Linked DNA regions of Homo sapiens: regions 2, 3 and 4 are each linked to region 1. A link is a contact called in ENCODE Hi-C data. All regions are on one chromosome and are shown on one strand. Each heading gives the region's core, a stretch centred on a gene start or an enhancer-like site at or near the end of the contact. The rest is flanking DNA. Distances are from core to core; before and after follow the strand shown. Region 1 holds the start of IL15 (interleukin 15). Region 2 overlaps GAB1 (GRB2 associated binding protein 1). Region 3 holds the start of SCOC-AS1 (SCOC antisense RNA 1). Region 4 holds the start of ELMOD2 (ELMO domain containing 2).

Region 1 (2,576 bases), core at 38-2,537:
GCTAATATGGCCTCTTTCACCACACTGACAAGATAAGGATGACGTCCACTTAGTTGGCCACCACCAGTATCATAATATTAGATAGTAGTTTAAAAATATATAATGGAAACTAGCTGGTGACCACCACTTTACTTCCAGTTTTGAAATTGCTGACTCATCCTATTTAAGAATCTGTTGTAAGCATCATTTAAGAATTAGTTTGGTTTAGACATACTTTGAAGTCAACATAGTTTTTAATGCATGGAATTACATAAAGTCAAATGAACTATATACCCTTGCTACATGCGGTCTTAATAACACTTGAAAAAATTGGCTGGATTTTCATTTAAAAGCCACCTTGAATAATGATTTTATTTCAGTGAAATTCGCTCGTATTTTTTCCAAGTTCCTTCGACATTCTAGATACACTATCGCTTCTCTAAGAGATAACTGGCTGGCGCAGAGTTGGAACCAATACAGACCCAGGCCTGACTGCCAAGCACTGACCATTCCTGCAAATTTCTCTCCCAGAAGACGTGTGCAAGCAAAGAAGAGGGCGATAATTTGATTTTGCAAAGGTAGGGATAGACGCGCACGCACAGACATCTGCACCGGCCCACAATGAGTTTGGGACGGGAGCAGTTAGGAAGTGGGGAGCTGCGGTACCTTTTCTTGGCCTTCCTGAGCTTGACTGGGTGCAGAACTCAGCCCTCAGGGCTGCGGGACAGCGTCTTCTCAGAAACCCGCAGCTTGGCTGGGGCCGCCAGACGCGCGTCCCTCACCCTCCCAGCGGAGCGCGGGGTGCCCGGCCCGCCTTGCGCTAGCCAGCAGCCTGGAACGCCGTAAGAGCGCAGCGCAGTAGGGAGTCGCACGCCAGGGGCAAAGGGACCTGCGATCTGCGCTCCTCCGGAAGCGGGAGGATGGCTAGGAGAGCCTCAGAAGTGTCATTAAAGGAAAAACCAAAAATTGAAGTTGCGGCTAAGTTTTCCCCATGAGAAGGCGGGGCAGCTCGGCCAGTAGGATAGACCGGAGGGTAACGCTGGAGCTGGGAGGGGCCCTGGGCGTAGGCTTTCGGGGAAAATTCCATCGCCCTTTCAACCACCACCACTCCCCTCCCAAGGCAAAGAAGCCGAGCTCTGTACCTCCATCGAGTCCTGGCTGCAGGGTGGGGGGCGACAGCCACCGCAGCCGGGAGGGTGCGGCCACCCAGTTCCCTCCCGGGGGGCGCCGGACTTCGAAGGCAGTGAGCGAGTCAGCTGGGATTCCCCCGGGCGCCTGCCACCCGGAGTCCCAACCCCTGGCGAAAAGAAAAGTGAAAGAGAAAGAGCCGGGAGCATAGGCGAAGACAAACACCTCCCGCGGAGACTGGGGGTGGGGCGGGTGGCGGCGGCTCCTGGATGACTGACTGCCCCAGGTGTCACTGCTTCCCGGCCTGTTTCCGTCCCTGCCGGGGCCTGGGGCGCAGAACTTGCAGGGCAAGCGCAAGGACATCGAGGAGCCCCAGCCCCGCCCTGCAGGAACACCAGCCACCGGTCTCCTCCTCTACCTGCCGGGACACCTGCAGAGAAGGCACAAGGATAGCCGCATCCCAAGCGACGGGCACCATGTGGGAAGCTTCCGCAGCTGAACCTGGAGACCCGGGCTGGGCTGGCGCGCATCCAAGTCTTCCTGAGGAAAGGGAAAAGGATGTCGGATCTGGATGCTGGGCGGCTACTCTAGACCGGCCTCTTGGTCCCCGCACAGGCTGCAAGAAGGAAACTTTGAAGTCCAACTAGGGGAAATGTTGGAAGAAGACACCCGGGTGGCAGCTTTGTGCAAGACAGTTGGTACAGGGAGTGAACTTAGAGCAATGAGCCTCTCTGCGGATCACTTTTCCAGCCTATTGTGTAGTCCAGTGTAAAATATCACACATGGTCCCATTTGATGGAAGCGTGAGATGTTGTTCTTGTAGTATTTTTACATTGGAGGAAGGAACTGAGTTGAGGCTGAGTGATTTGCATGCCATAAAGGCAGTAGCAAAGATCTCACGCTTAGTTTTGAAAGTACTTTGCAGAATCTTGCACTCTTGTGAATCACTGAAAATCCCTCTTGTACGGTGCTTTCCAAATTTTCAGAGTCATGGTTCAGAGAAAATGATGTCTTCCTGGAGCGCAGTTTAATTTAGTTTAAAATTTAATTATGTTTTTAATTACATAAATATGATAAATATCAAATAGAAAAATAATAGAAATTATTCACTTTCCATGTACATAAAGTTCCGTATAATATAATTTCATATTTTTATGAAAAATTTGAGTTTATTTTCATTAACTCAATTTTTTGATATCAGTTTTATATTTGAAATAATTACTGATGGACTTTTTGATGAGAATTACATCAAACTCTAGATAGTCTCCATTAACAAAATAAGTGAGGTATAAAAATGCAAAAACAGTTTTTACAACCATTCAAAATTTCACCATAGTTGGAAATTATATTTAAGAATATGAAGCCATCATCCATTTCTGTTCATGACGATGTCATGTTGAATTTTCTTGTGATGGTGTCAATGGATTTCAAGACCAGTCAGAATTTTTCATAGCAATACATTGAAGCTC
Region 2 (2,576 bases), core at 37-2,536, 1.7 Mb before region 1:
TTCCATGAATGCAGGTTTTTTAACCTTTAGTTCAAAAAACAAAACTTAGAATGGAAACAAAGTATTTTTTATCTCAAATAATAAAAGCAAATTTAAAATAGAAAAATAACGTAAGAAACAAAATCAGAATCAGGAGAATGTAAACTGAAAAATTTCCCAGTTCTTGAATTCCGGTTTTTTAAAATTGATGTGATATATATGGGATTATTCTCCCCCTCATTATTTCAGAGTAGGACACAGAGTGGTGAATCTACTTATACAAAAGAAACATCTGTCTTCAATCCAGGATTCATATAAAGTTAGATCATTTGCACAAGGCCATATAGTTTTATGCAACATACAATAAACAGCCATTTCCTCTTCTACTCTCTAAAATCATTATAAACCAAAGACACTAAAAAATCAAGCAGGCTGCAACTTGCCCAACCTACAGAAATGAGAATCTCTTTTTGGGTATTTTGAACTAACAGTGACTCATGGAAAAAGGCAGGTTGCTGTCAAATTGAGATCTTCAAAGTTAGGGTTCCCCAGCGTTCCTTTGAACCAAGGAACCCTGAAATTGGAGCAAATGCACAGTATAACACAATAGGGAGAAACCATCACCATCACTTTAGGGGTTAACAAACACCCTTTGCCACTGGCAACCCCTGAAAATCTCAGAGAGACCCAGTAGGGAAGGAAGAGGTACTCTAGGAAAGACTTTGACATCCACCATTAGATTCCAATCTTTGGCTGGCCTGATTATAAATGAATATGAAAAGGACATACTCAACAATGACCAGGGCACACAGCCTTACAGAGAGCTTAGAGCACTCACACAGGGGATAAGGCACAACTTTTCATAATGTTAAACACTGAAGAGCAGTGATGTTTTGGGAAACCCAATAATCCTACAACTGGACACAGTATCATGCAGCCACTAGAAATGGTCATCACAAAGCACATGGAAATGTTCTCTCATTATACACCGAGGGAGGAGGAGAACAGGACTTGTCTAGCCTTTACTGTTTTCATATTGGGTAAAGACAGATAAAAATGCTTCCGTGGGTTTTTTGTTGATTTGTTCTGCCTGTGTACAAAACTCATTAATGGAAATAGTTAATAATCTACTTTCAGTATCAAACATTTTCAGTATCAGATCCAGCATGCTACATCTCATCTGGATGAGGGGGTCATCATCTGACCAGAATTTACTATAGTTTCACATTTATTTCCTGTTACTCAGAGAAAACGGAAATGGCCCCAAAGGAGGCCAACCCTGGGGCACCTGACAGCTGGGGTTCTTTACGACATCACTCCTTAAGTACTGTTTAACTTCTCATACCATTTAAAATGTTATCACACATTTACTTAGCTCTGCAGTTTATAACCAACCTACCAAACGGGACAAGCCAGTCTGGATTATACAATATGTAAATAAGCCAGGGAGCTAAGGAGCAAGCTGACAGCAGGACAAGTTGGAACCGGGATAGAAGTTAAACCTTACTACACCTGAAGGCAGCCTCTTCATTCACTTTCTCTTCATAGTGCTTTATAACTAAAACATGGAGAATACAAACACCAATTCAAAAAATTCTACGTATCCCCACAAATACCAATTAGTAAGTCACCAAAATTAATTAAAGGAAACATACAAGTCAATATTTAAATTTCATTTAGCTTTTTTAATCTGATGAACCTACTGAATACTCATATTTGGGCCTGAAAATATTAATGCATTCTAAAGAGATTATCAGTAATGTGTATCTTCTTCTCACACACACATGCTGTCAGCTTAAATGTGGGCACAGTGGCAGAACTGAAGTTTCACTAACGTTGTTTTAGGACTTGAATAAATTGTTTTAGTTTCATGTGTGTACTTGTTTGAAAAACAGATTTTATATTCACCACCTTCAGAGATGTTGAACGCATATCACGAAACTGGTAACACTGCATGAGTATTCCTATTGTGTCAAATACAACAAATTGACATGAGAGAAGCTCTACAAATGAAATATTTAACATTTTATAATAAAAAAGAAAAATACCGAAACAACATTCAAAGGTATTCATCAACTCACATTGCTTCATGAAGATTACAATCGCCTATAAATTTGTCTTTTAAACAGGCTGTTACAATTCAACTGGAAAAAAAGCTATGAAACTTAAAATTGTGTCTATACAATTAATTATGAGTAGATGGTGATCATGTAAGAATCACTGACAAAATTACATGTAAATCATTTAAGAGCAACAAAAGACAGGTGAAATTTAATAACTTCAATCTAAAAACTTTAAGGCATACACACACGTACACACAACGTATAAAATATATAATCATTAAAATGTCTGTTGAAAATTTAGGGCTTGGTTTAACGTACCGGAGTTCTTTCCTAGGTTCTTAGTTTTTAAAAGTGGTTTTTTAAAATAGCAATTTATATAACAGACACATTTCTCAGCATAGTTGCATCCTCTTTCCCTTCCACTAAAGGAGAGATTTACAAAACATGTATAAAAAAATAGGAATGCTCAAATTTATTCTTCCCTCTTTCTGATAATTCATATATATATATATATGATTTAAAACTAAGTCTTAA
Region 3 (2,576 bases), core at 24-2,523, 1.3 Mb after region 1:
TTACTAAGCAACTGAAAATAAACTCCATTCCCTTCAAGCTACGGAACTTCAATATAATGTCTGTTCAGATCTGTTCAAGTTCTGCTTTGACTTGTCCTGGTTAAATAAATCCAGTTTCAAATTCCACAAGATCAAGGAACTGTTTGGCCAAATGAGGATTTAAATGGAAGCTATACTCTCAGAGAATGGCTAGCTACACTGATTTTAATCAGGAATAGAGGTACCAGAATACATGGGCACAGCTTTGGGTCCTCGGGCATAGAAAACGTGTTGGCAACCTGGAATGGCATCTGTCCTTATTGTTGCGTAATAGTGTGAGGTTGACACACTGTATAACAGAAGCCCTGCCTTTCAGGAATGTATCCTCTTTCTCCTTTCCAAACCTTTCTTCCCAAAACTTGTTCAGCAGGACTCTGGGGGAGAAGACGATCAGGAAACAAACCCAGGTGCCGCTTTCGCCGCCTGGAAAAATGGTCCAATCCTTATTTTACGGCTCTCTAGGCTCCCTCCCCACCTCAGCCTCCCCTCCCATCTCTCAGGCTCTCGCAGAGCAGCCACGGGAAGGTCCAGGCGTGCCAGGTCCCATTCCACCCAAACGCCCCTCCCGCAGTCCAATTCCAGAGCCGAGAGCTGCAAAGCGGCTCCCGACCCAGGAGCTGCGGGGAGAAAGCTACACGATGTCTGCGTCAGGGACCGCGAGAGGTCCCTCTCCCAAAGAACGCCTGGGCCTGACAACGAAAACAGGAGAAAAAGAGGTCGCGCAAGGGTTCTGCCGGGAGCCAGGCCTCCGCCGCCCACCAAATGCCCAGGCCCGAGACCGCTCCTCCCGGGCCCCCGGTGCGCAGGGCCGCGTCCAGCCCGCCCCGCCCTCCAGGCCCTCGGAGGTACTGAGGATGCAGCTCTAGTCGCCTGGGGCCAGGCCCTCCGCTGCCCGGGACGGCCCTCACCTTCCGCTTGAGGCGCCGGGAGAAGGAGGGATCCGGCCGACACCTCAGGCCGGGACACTTGGACCAACTGACCCCGGCAGCTCCGCCCACTCCGCCCACAGAACGTGCGCCGTGAGAAGAATCCCATCCCGTCCCAGCCGCTCGCCCGCCAATCCTGACTCGAGAATACACGCCTGCGCATTAGCTGCCCGCCTCACCCCAGTCGTCCAATCTCAAAGCACCGGGATCCACCTTTGCCATAACAAAAGGACACTGACATCCAATCAGGATTGAGGTCGCTGTGGGCGGGACCTGGAACAGCGACAGCCAATGACAGTAAAGAAGCGAAGCTAAGCGGCGCTGGTGAAGCGGCTCATCAGGTCTATCAGGAAACCTGAGAATTGGAGTGAGAATCCCAGTGTGGAAAATCAGGAAAGAGGCTGGTATGAGCGACAGAGAAGTCATTCAGGAAAGAGGTTGGTATGAGCGACAGAGAAGTCATTCAAGTTCGAGAAAAGAGCGTTTGCGAACCAAGCAGAGAAAGTCAACGCGACACCGTCGTTCCTTAATTCTAAAAGCAGACTTTTTCATATTTTTCTTATTTCCGAAATCGGAAAGCTTATAGTTGAGCTAGTGGAATGTTCCTCTCCTCACGCCCCTCCTCCGAAACTATTATTAAATCTGTAGTGCGTGGCCATTTAATATTTTAGAATTGAGAAAATACCCTAGTGGTACTGAGGCATAGCACTTGTGCTTACCTTACCCCTGTGGAGCCTCACAGCAACCCACAGAAAGGAACTGAAGCCTGAGCGTGAACACATTTCTTGCTCAAGGTCACATATACGGTATCAAGAGTGGAGTGTTCTTCGTGACACCGTTCATCGTAATCTAGTACTTGACACAAAGCGGCATCCTGCTTTAATATTCGTTGAGTACAAGGTAGACATCCACAGCAATACATTATTATTTTGGCTTTGGCACAGCCTCCTAAGCTGTAGAGACAAGCCTTATGTCTCCCTGTTTCTTGACTTTTTACTTCTGGCACAGTTTGCTGACACATCGCCTTAATCATTTTAAGAGCTATATAAAAATATCTTCTATTCAGTGTTTTGAGAACTATGCATTTGGCTGCGACTGCAATATTCAGTTTGAGGAAATTTACTAGAATGCAATGTAGGAGCTAAATAAATGAAAAAAAATCCAACATAAATCTAATAGGAGTGCCAAAAAAGAGAGACTAGAGAGAATGGATGCAGGCAGTATTCAAAGAGTAATAACTAAGAATTTTCCAAGATTGTGGAATATTTGAATTTTCAGATTCAAGAAGTACTTATTCTTGAGCAGGATTAATATAAGAATTCTATGCAACGGTGAAATTGCAGGACACCAAAGATCAAGAGAAACTATTAAAAGCAACCTTTTGTTTTTGCTAGAACAGTATTTTTAAATATTTTTAATTGTAGTGAAATATACATAGAATAAAATTTACCATCTTAACCATTTTTAACTTCAGTAGTATAAGATACATTCCACATTGTTCTCCAACCAATCTCCAGAACCAATCTCTCTTTTCATCTTGCCAAACTAAAACTGTATACCTATTAAAGAGCAACTCTCCATTTCCTATTCCCCTCATCCTCTGGCAGTAAT
Region 4 (2,576 bases), core at 45-2,544, 1.1 Mb after region 1:
CCCATAGAAGAACTCCCACAAAGAAATAAACATTTTTTTTTCCTGGAGGAGGGAAACATACAAGACAAGCTTAATGACCTTAAACTGAATTTTAAAATTTAAAAAGTTTATACAACTGATCAAATCTCAAATTATGTATCTATCATTTCATTGTGTCTGTTTTGACAGTTTAATTAGGCATTTAAAAACAATGGCAGGTGTAATATATACCGCTATTAATTGATGATCAAATGGCCAATTAATCACTTTTTCAAAACTAAAATTCAAACAATGTACTCAAACTATTCAATGGCTTGAAAGAGTAACAGAATGGTTTGCACTTTTTGCTAAATAATTGTATTTCATATCTTAGTTTCCTAACTTCCCATTCTTTGAGAACTGGGGCTCAACAGTTCAAGATCAAGAGGACTCCAACTAATCAACAATTAAAATATATACCAAAACATCAGAGTTGTTTTTATAGAATACACTCTTCTTATCCCATGTGGATAATTCGTTACAACTGTCCCAGTCAGGTGATGCCAGCAAATAAAAACACTACAAACTTAAGTATACAAGTTGAACACTGAGTATATAACACCTTAGCTCATTCTTGATTTTCCATTCAATAGGTCAAGGGCAGAAATACTAACAAGTTTTTGTTTTGCTAAGTACACACTCGATACAACTATATCTTATGCCATAAGAAAATTCTTCAGCTTCTAAATGAAAAAGTCAGGGAGATACTAGTGAGAGGGAGATACTTAAAAACAAAATTGCTCGTCTCCTTCCTGCCTTAAACATTCCCACAGACACGTCACCTCTGGACTAGGGCCTGAGGAGGGACTGTCGAAGTTCGAAGTACCCGCAGGTCAGTGCAGAAAGAGCGCATAGCACAGCTGGGTTGATCATTATCTTGAAAATCAAGCCATCTAGTCCGCGCTCATTAGGACAAAAGCGCAGAACTGCCGAGCAGAGGGGATGCACGCGTAGCGGCGCCTGAGCACCCCAGGGCTCTGGGCGTCTCTGCGCCGACCCCCCTCGCGCGCCGCCCGCGAATGGGAGGGCAGGGCTCGCACAAAGACCCGCCGGCCCAGGCGCCCCCGGGTTCCCGCAGAACCCCGCGGGGCTCGCGAGCCCGCGCGCTCTCAGTGCAGCCGCACCGAGGCATCCGGGGCAAGAGGAAAAGAAACAGCAGCCACCTCACAGGAGCGGAAGAACTAGGGGGAGCAGGAGCTGCCTCGGTTTCCCCACTGCAAACAGCCGGCAACGGAAACGACGGAACACTCCCTTCAAGCACCGCGACCCGGAAGTCAGGGAGCGAGGCCGCGGACCCGCCTTCCCAGGGCCACTGCCCGCCCCGCCCCTCCGGCCTCTTCCGATTGGCCCGCGCTCCACCTATTGCTAACGCTGGAGAGAGGTCGAGCTGAGTGGCCCAGGCGCGAGGGCTCAGATACTAGGGACGCCCAGACGGTTTCCCTGGCAACGGCGGCCAGGAGCCCCGCCCCGCGCCGGAGTAGCGCCTCCTAGCGCTGCGCTGGAGACTTTTCCCTCCTTGAACCTCAGGTCCTTAGCGCGGGTTGACACCTTGTACTATTCCTAGGCTCCAAGCGCGGAAGAAACCCTGTGCTTACGGTAACTTATAGTGCCTTAGTTACAAAAGCGCTTTCATCTGCATTGAATCTTAATTCTGTGAAGTAATTATGAATAACTCCACTTTATGCACGAGAAAAGGGAACCGGCTACTTGACTGTGGCCAATACGTGGCAGATGAGGAAAGTCCATGTGTTGAGAAACGAAGTTTGGACTTTATCCTATAATACTATAGGTCTAAAAGTTAATTTATCAAATGTTTATTCCCTAACTGGTTGTTTTTGTTGAAAAAGTAATTTCGTGATTACTTTTTAAAAACCTCAAGCAGTAAGTTTCTTAATTCAACAAGTATTTGTTGATTGTTAGCACAGGCAGTGTTCCAAAAGGCAGTCAAACACGAAACAAACAGCCAAATATTTAATATGTCAGATGCTACTAAATGTTAAGGGTATAGGGGTTGTTAGCTAAGGGGTAATGGGGAGTCTGTGGGGGAAGTCATTGCATACAGTGTGGTCAAGGAAGTCTCATTATTAACGTGGCATTTTGGCCTCATTGAACGAAGTAAGGGAGTTTACTGTGGGAGTATCTGGAGGGAGAGTGATCCAGGCACCAGAATGACAAGTGCAAAGACCTTGAATTGGGAGGGTTTTTGAAATGTTGGAGGAAGAGCAAGAAGGCCGGGGTGGCTGGAGGAGAAAGAGCAAGGGGGAGAGTAGAATATAAATACAAAGGACAACTGATACTGAAAACAAATTTCCCCATCCACCCAAAACTCCTGATACCTCCGTCACCTTGCTCAGAAGCAACCAGTATTACTTTCTTGTTTCTAATTCCAAAAATATTATATGCAAGTGTATATATGTATATTCCTTCCAACTCCTTGAATTGAAGCAAGTGATACATACTTTCCCACATCTCAACCAGCGTTTAAAAAATGGACTAATTGTAGAACACTAGCCATGTGCAGGGTGCATAAGCCGTCATCCCTGTCCCATACCAACAAT

Evidence for each region. Hi-C counts contacts between places; a loop is a spot of excess contacts on that map. Pooled maps may share reads with other maps.
Region 2: a loop to region 1 is called in a map with no recorded cell type, with 4 times the contacts of the local background. The contact joins the enhancer-like site here to the promoter of IL15 in region 1. A Hi-C loop is called at or near these places in 4 of 37 single-sample maps with no recorded cell type and 5 of 50 pooled maps.
Region 3: a pooled map shows a loop between it and region 1 (16-fold over the local background). The contact joins the promoter of SCOC-AS1 here to the promoter of IL15 in region 1. A Hi-C loop is called at or near these places in 3 of 37 single-sample maps with no recorded cell type and 9 of 50 pooled maps.
Region 4: a loop to region 1 is called in a map with no recorded cell type, with 7 times the contacts of the local background. The contact joins the promoter of ELMOD2 here to the promoter of IL15 in region 1. A Hi-C loop is called at or near these places in 2 of 37 single-sample maps with no recorded cell type and 10 of 50 pooled maps.

The regions. Positions count from the first base shown.
Region 1 is chr4:141,635,294-141,637,869 of GRCh38, reverse strand. It overlaps IL15 (interleukin 15), which reads right to left and starts at 1,287. Exons shown (of 8, transcript NM_000585.5): 1 at 1,122-1,287. RefSeq lists an enhancer at 1,285-1,374.
Region 2 is chr4:143,357,846-143,360,421 of GRCh38, reverse strand. All of the region lies in intron 1 of GAB1 (GRB2 associated binding protein 1), which reads right to left. Among named protein-coding and RNA genes, the nearest start is that of MIR3139, 16 kb to the right of the region's middle. Within about 2 kb of position 1,286, at least 24 of the 41 ENCODE cell types and tissues checked have a DNase peak (open chromatin) inside an H3K27ac peak, as active enhancers do.
Region 3 is chr4:140,372,089-140,374,664 of GRCh38, reverse strand. It overlaps SCOC-AS1 (SCOC antisense RNA 1), which reads left to right and starts at 1,273. Exons shown (of 5, transcript NR_033939.1): 1 at 1,273-1,402. It overlaps SCOC (short coiled-coil protein), which reads right to left and starts at 1,019. Exons shown (of 4, transcript NM_001153484.2): 1 at 948-1,019. RefSeq lists a silencer at 730-929 and enhancers at 1,090-1,139, 835-1,336.
Region 4 is chr4:140,522,886-140,525,461 of GRCh38, reverse strand. ELMOD2 (ELMO domain containing 2) reads right to left here and starts at 1,294. Exons shown (of 9, transcript NM_153702.4): 1 at 1,182-1,294; 2 at 1-42. The coding sequence starts at 33. RefSeq lists silencers at 933-1,052, 1,243-1,592.